2 separate regions of the Homo sapiens genome follow, and region 1 is linked to region 2. Evidence: read pairs that join two places in POLR2A ChIA-PET (ENCODE). Cell type or tissue: Panc1. All regions are shown on one strand. Each heading gives the region's core, and the rest is flanking DNA. Links, peaks and the distances in the headings are about the cores only. Region 1 overlaps ROR1 (receptor tyrosine kinase like orphan receptor 1). Region 2 overlaps ROR1 (receptor tyrosine kinase like orphan receptor 1).

Region 1 (2,917 bases), core at 322-2,821, 78 kb after region 2:
GAGAAATAATTAAATGTTGCAAATGTAAAAATTGGCAGTAACATTTTCCATTTTGCCAATAGTCATTCCTTTGGTTTTCCCTTGGATTTTATTTATTTCTTTCTCCTTTTAGGCATTGCTCTGTCATAGCCTGCTTGAGTGTTGTGTCTCTAGGAAGGCCAGAACACCAGGTTTGGATGTTACATAGCCAAGAACATTGTGTAGCAGTGCCTGGTTTTGCCACAAGACAGGTCTGTAGGAAATACCACTGCCACTGCAGCCGAGCACGTTGAACTGACTGTGCTCAGGAATACTTCACCAGTAGGCTTACTGGAAGGTATGTCTTTCTGCATCTGTGATTTGCAGAGGGGCATATGATTGCCTTGCTGTTGGAAACATAGGAAATATGGTTTTTGGGGATTCTACTTTGAAATAATGGTACTCGTCAATGCAGTGGGAAACTACAATATCAGGATGTTAAGAAAGGGTTCAAAAGGTTTTAGGAAGTCTTGAAAGATAAATGCCCATTCCAATTGAGCCAGTAGGTCAGTCTTCTTAGGGTTTCTGTGATAATATAGGACTTTAGAGTGGAGACGCCTTTCCTGACAAGTCTAGGGTTGATTTTATGTATTTGCTAAGATTTATTAAAATAAAAAATGGCATATTCTATAAGGAAAAATAATATTAATGGTATTTTAATTAAGCTTAAGCAATAAATAATGGTTATCACATAATTTTTATTTATTATTCTTTACCTTATTTCAGGGTCTGTCTTACTGTGAAGTTTCAATAAAATGCTTAGAACTACATTTTCCTGGCCAGGTGCAGTGGCTCATGCCTGTAATCCCAGCACTTTGGGAGACCGAGGCAGGTGGATCACTTGAGCTCAGGAGTTCGAGACCAGCCTAGCCAACATGGTGAAACCCTGTCTCTACTAAAAATACACAAAATTAGCCAGGTATGGTGGCACATGCTTGTAATCCCAGCAACTTGGGAGGCTGAGACAGGAGAATCGCTTGAACCCAGGAGGCAGAGGTTGCAGTGAGCCAAGATCATACCACTGTATTCCACCCTGGGAGACAGAGTGAGACTGTCTCAAAAAAAAAAAAAAAAAAAAAAAGAAATACATTTTGTTTTATTGCAGGCAGGATACATTTCAAGAGGCTTACTTCACCTTCTCTGTCTGATCTCCGCCAAATATCTTGGCTTTGTATTTCCCATAACCCATCTGTTCTTCATGTAGCTGTGAAAGAAGTATATCTTTGAAAGCAGAATTTTGAGTAAAGAAACCCGAGAGTTAGGGAGAGATGACCAGGTTCCATGGCTCCTTGTTAATTTCACCTTCAAGCCACATACTGCCTCTTCTTGGGCCCTTGATCTACTGCTGAGCATATCTTTTTCTTTCTTGGTGTGAATTCTGCCTCTCAGTATAGGTGGTATTTGTTAATTTAACTCTGACATAAACATGGGAACACTGCGCCTCAGTGTCATTGTCTGTAAAATGGGGTTATAAGGTATTTTCTGACCTACTTAAGGTTACCGTGAGGATTAAGTGATAATGTACAAAGAAGACTTTTAAAAATTAATATTGGAGTATAGTATAAGCATAGTGACATACAATGAATTATAATCAATAATAAATTGAATTTCACTTTGTGACCTCATAAAATTTGATTCCTTTCAGCTCTATCAAGGACAGCATCTTGCCTAATCACTTTTTGTTTTAGAAAAGTTAGATGCTTGTCCAATGTCACAAAGCAAGTTAGGGTAGAGGTAGGGCAAAAGCCCTGATCTCCTGACTCCCACACCAGCAGGATGCTTAGTTGTGATTTCTGCCTTGCTTTACCACTTGGGTCATCTTTCAGTGAAGGAGGTAACTATCTCTTCTTTCTTGAGTTAAAATAATACCTTAGTAGAAGCAAAGAACACTATCACTTTAGTTCTTTTCAGCCTTCATTTGCTGTTGCCTTCTGTGTCTAGGCGTGCTGAGCTGGCAGGAAGGTGACAAGTATGATAGATTCTGGCCTCTAAGGGGCTGTCAAGTCTAGTGAAAGGAGGTAAATGAGTAAACAGATAGACACTTCGGAGCCTGAGTTTCTGGTGCTGGCCCTTACACACAGGGTCTATCTGGGCAAGTCATGCCTGTCTTTGGGCTCAGGTTTCCCAGCTGCACATTGAGGTCCTGGACTAGATGTACAGAATGATCGTGATCACTGAGGTTCCTTCTAATTTGTCACCATCTATGGGTCTGTGATAATGCAAAGCTGTGTGCTTGCCAGCTGAAACTGAAATGAAGGAAAGTGATTAATTCATTTCACAAACTGAAATGAAGGAAAGCTATTAATCTGATGGCGTATTTTTCTTTATTTGTGATAAGTTTCACAGACTACATTTTCCAGCATTCAACACTGCCATTGTATTGTATTGTATTGTATTGTATTGTATTGTATTGTATTGTATTGTATTGTATTGTATTGTATTGTATTGTATTGTATTGTATTGTATTGTATCATAGATGGCGATACTTGTTCAGTTAACCAAATGGTCAACTTTGCAAAAATAGCAGAAGTGGACATCTCATGATGATTTAATACAGGACACAAAAATCAATGCTAGCATTAACTACTATTCTCGGCCTTTCTGCAGTGTTTTTCTGATAGGAACCTTTGTATTAAACCACCTTCTTTTTTTCCTAAAAAGGACCATAGCATAATAGCAGCTAGCATTTATTTGGTGTTTTCCTGTGTGATAGGTAAGTGTTGTTTTAAGTGCTTCCCATATAAAAATTCATGTAATCTTTGCAGCATTTTGAAGTAGGCATTATTATCATCCCTATTTTAGAGATAAGACAACCGAGGTACAAGAAATTAAGTAAAACTTATTCAAGATTACACAGCTATTAAGAGATGGAGGCAGGATTCAAACTCAGGCGGTCAGC
Region 2 (2,917 bases), core at 323-2,822:
CCAGGCTAAAAGCCAGGATAAGGGCAGATGGGAGAAAATACAAGACGAACTGTCTTGGTGTCTTCCCTTCTATTTGGTAACTACACAACTACTTACTCTTCCAACGACCACATGTCTGTTGAAAAGGTGCACAGCAGAGCAAGAGTATATGGGCTTTAGAAGCAGATTAATCCTGACCAGGTCTTTCACCGGCTGCTGAACACTCCTTGAACACTCACAATGCATGTGGCAGGGTGCTCAGTGTGTTCCACGATATCCCCATTTTCCAGATAAGGAAACTGAGGCACAGAGAAGTAAGTAACCTGCCCAAGACCACACAGAGAGTTAAATGGGAAAACTAGGATTTGAACCTGCATATCCTAAGGCCTGAGTTTTGTTCCTAATCATTATTATGCCAAACTGCATTGCAGTTTTTTTTTTCAACTCTGTCTGATGATTAAAATTCTCTGTAAGATCCCAGCCAAATAGCTGAGTCAAAATAATTATAATTAAATCCTCCATTTGTATAGGGCTTTGCAGCTTACAAAATCATTTTATGTACAGTATTACCTTTAATTTTCCAAAAAATACAGTTAAATAGGATTTATTTCTCTCTTCCTTTTAAAAGTAGGCAGGTGAGTTTGGCAGCTCACACAAGGTCACTCTGTAGCTGTCAGGGCCTGTCTAAAACCCAGCCCCTTGGACTTAGGGCCCATTGAACTTTCTGCTCTAAAGACTACTTTTGTTTGGAATTTGTGCCTCTAATATACTGATATATGACTATTTTCACTACTGTTTCACCAAAAGGTGAATTTGCCTGATTTTCACTTGTTTCATCCACAAAATCTTCAAATAGCTGTTGTCTTTAGAAACAGTTGAAAGGCATTTGTAGATGGGACCTGGCTCTGGGATTTCTGTAACCTGGGAAAATTTACTTGCAAAAAGACAGAGAAGTTACTTAAAAACAGGATTTTCCTAAGTGGTTGGTGATTGTGGCAGGGAGAGGAGCCAGGAAGAGAAGGACTTTGGCATCAGATGGACTAGGCTCACTACTGCTCTGCCAGGTCAGCAAACTACGTAACCTCTGAGACTGGCTTTCCTCACGTGTAAAATGGGAGCCATAATGGTGCCTACCATGACAGAGGGGGAAGGACCATGGGTAGTGTTTGGCACAGTGCCTGGGCCATAGTTGGTTGTTGGTGTGTGATCGAAGCTACATCTCTCAATTGAATGGAGAGCAGCAATTCTTCCTTTAAGATTTTTCACAGGATGGGATGGGGCAAAATTGCTAGTTCTCAGCGCCTTGTTAGGCATGATTTTATAATACAGTTATCTCTGACACGGACTTTCTTAGCACCTGGAAATCTTAGGTTATAATTATATTGTTTCTCAAGGGCAGGGACTTTCTTATGCTCTGTGAAGGTTAAACATCATAAGGTAAAAATAGAACATGCTGCCTGAAATCCTAGATACCCTGGAAAGGCTCTTATCTGTTCTTCATGGGAAACTGACACCATTTCCGGATGGGTTTAGACAATGTACATGAAAGCAACTTATTCTACTTTTTCTCCATAAGAGAGATTATAGCCTTGCTTCTAGGATTTCACTCCAACTGGGGTGTTTCAAAGTTTTTACATAATTTTCACACCCCCTGGAGAGTATTGGCTGTTTTTCTTTTTTCTGCCTGAACTTCCATTGTGGTGATGGACTGTATTAGCCTTTCATATGCCTACCTTAAAGAGGTAATGCTTAACCCAGTCATGACTGTTTTATCTCCTCCCTTCAGAGAACTGTTGTGTGTTGTATGGGGATTTTCAGTCCCAAGATATTGCCTGTTGGAGACCAGTGGTGTGTAGACCACTGAAAACAAGCAGCAACTATATATATATATATTTTATTTATTTATTTATTTATTTATTTATTTAATTTTTTTTTTGAGACGGAGTCTCACTCTGTGGCCCAAGCTGGAGTGCAGTGGCACGATCTCAGCTCACTGCAACTTCTGCCTCCTGGGTTTTTTAAGTGATTCTGCTGGCTCAGCCTCCCGAGCAGCTTGGATTACAGGCGCCTGCCACCACGCCCGGCTAATTTTTGTATTTTTAGTAGAGACAGGGTTTCACCATGTTGGCCAGGCTGGTCTTGAACTCCTGACCTCAAGTGATCTGCCCCGCTCAGCTTCCCAAAGTGCTGGGATTACAGGCGTAAGCCACCGCGCCCGGCCTACGCAGCAACAATTTTCGATGATGTTCTTAATCCACCAGTGATTTAAACCTCTTTTTCTCTGTGCGGCTCATAGCGCTTTGCCCACTCACATCTGGTGTCCCTAAGTCAAAGCATTGAAAACTTTGCCTGTGACCAGGTAGTCTTCAGTGGGTTAGAGTCTGCTGTCAGGGCCTCCCAGGGGACACGTGATAACTAATGTCCTTTTTCCCCACTGAGGAAGGGGGGAGCTGAACTGAGCATGTCCAGTCTGTGCTACCCAGCTCATCCCTAAGTTGCTGCCTAGGACTGTGCTCCGGGCCTCTGCAAGGAGGAGTTAGTAAAGGTGCAGAGAAAGTCCAGGACTTAACACTGATTAGTCTTCCTCCCCAGAAAGAAAGCACCTGGCACAGGGAATAAAGCATTTCCCCCCTTACGCTGGCTACAACTTGATTTTTTTTTTTTTTTTTTTTTTTTTTTTTTTTTTGAGACAGAGTCTCGCTCTGTCGCCCAGGCTGGAGTGCAGTGGCACAATCTCTGCTCACTGCAAGCTCCGCCTCCCGGGTTCACGCCATTCTCCTGCCTCAGCCTCCTCAGTAGCTGGGACTACAGGCACCCGCCACCACGGCCAGCTAATTTTTTGTATTTTTAATAGAGACGGGGTTTCACCGTGTTAGCCAGGATGGTCTCGATCTCCTGACCCCGTGATCCTCCCGCCTCGGCCTCCCAGAGTGCTGGG

What was found. Peaks named below come from ENCODE experiments on the same cell type or tissue, not always from the same donor. Only the 100,000 strongest peaks of a DNase experiment are listed, where the experiment ranks them.
Region 1: POLR2A ChIA-PET joins it to region 2 with 8 read pairs; 3 of 35 experiments call an interaction of 5 or more read pairs at or near these places.

Annotation. Positions count from the first base shown.
Region 1 is chr1:63,861,316-63,864,232 of GRCh38, forward strand. The region is part of intron 1 of ROR1 (receptor tyrosine kinase like orphan receptor 1); the gene reads left to right. Among named protein-coding and RNA genes, the nearest start is that of ROR1, 89 kb to the left of the region's middle. In Panc1, for the core only: no CTCF peak of the experiment used is centred there; no DNase peak of the experiment used is centred there.
Region 2 is chr1:63,783,626-63,786,542 of GRCh38, forward strand. All of the region lies in intron 1 of ROR1 (receptor tyrosine kinase like orphan receptor 1), which reads left to right. Among named protein-coding and RNA genes, the nearest start is that of ROR1, 11 kb to the left of the region's middle. In Panc1, for the core only: no CTCF peak of the experiment used is centred there; no DNase peak of the experiment used is centred there; H3K27ac peaks cover 457 bases.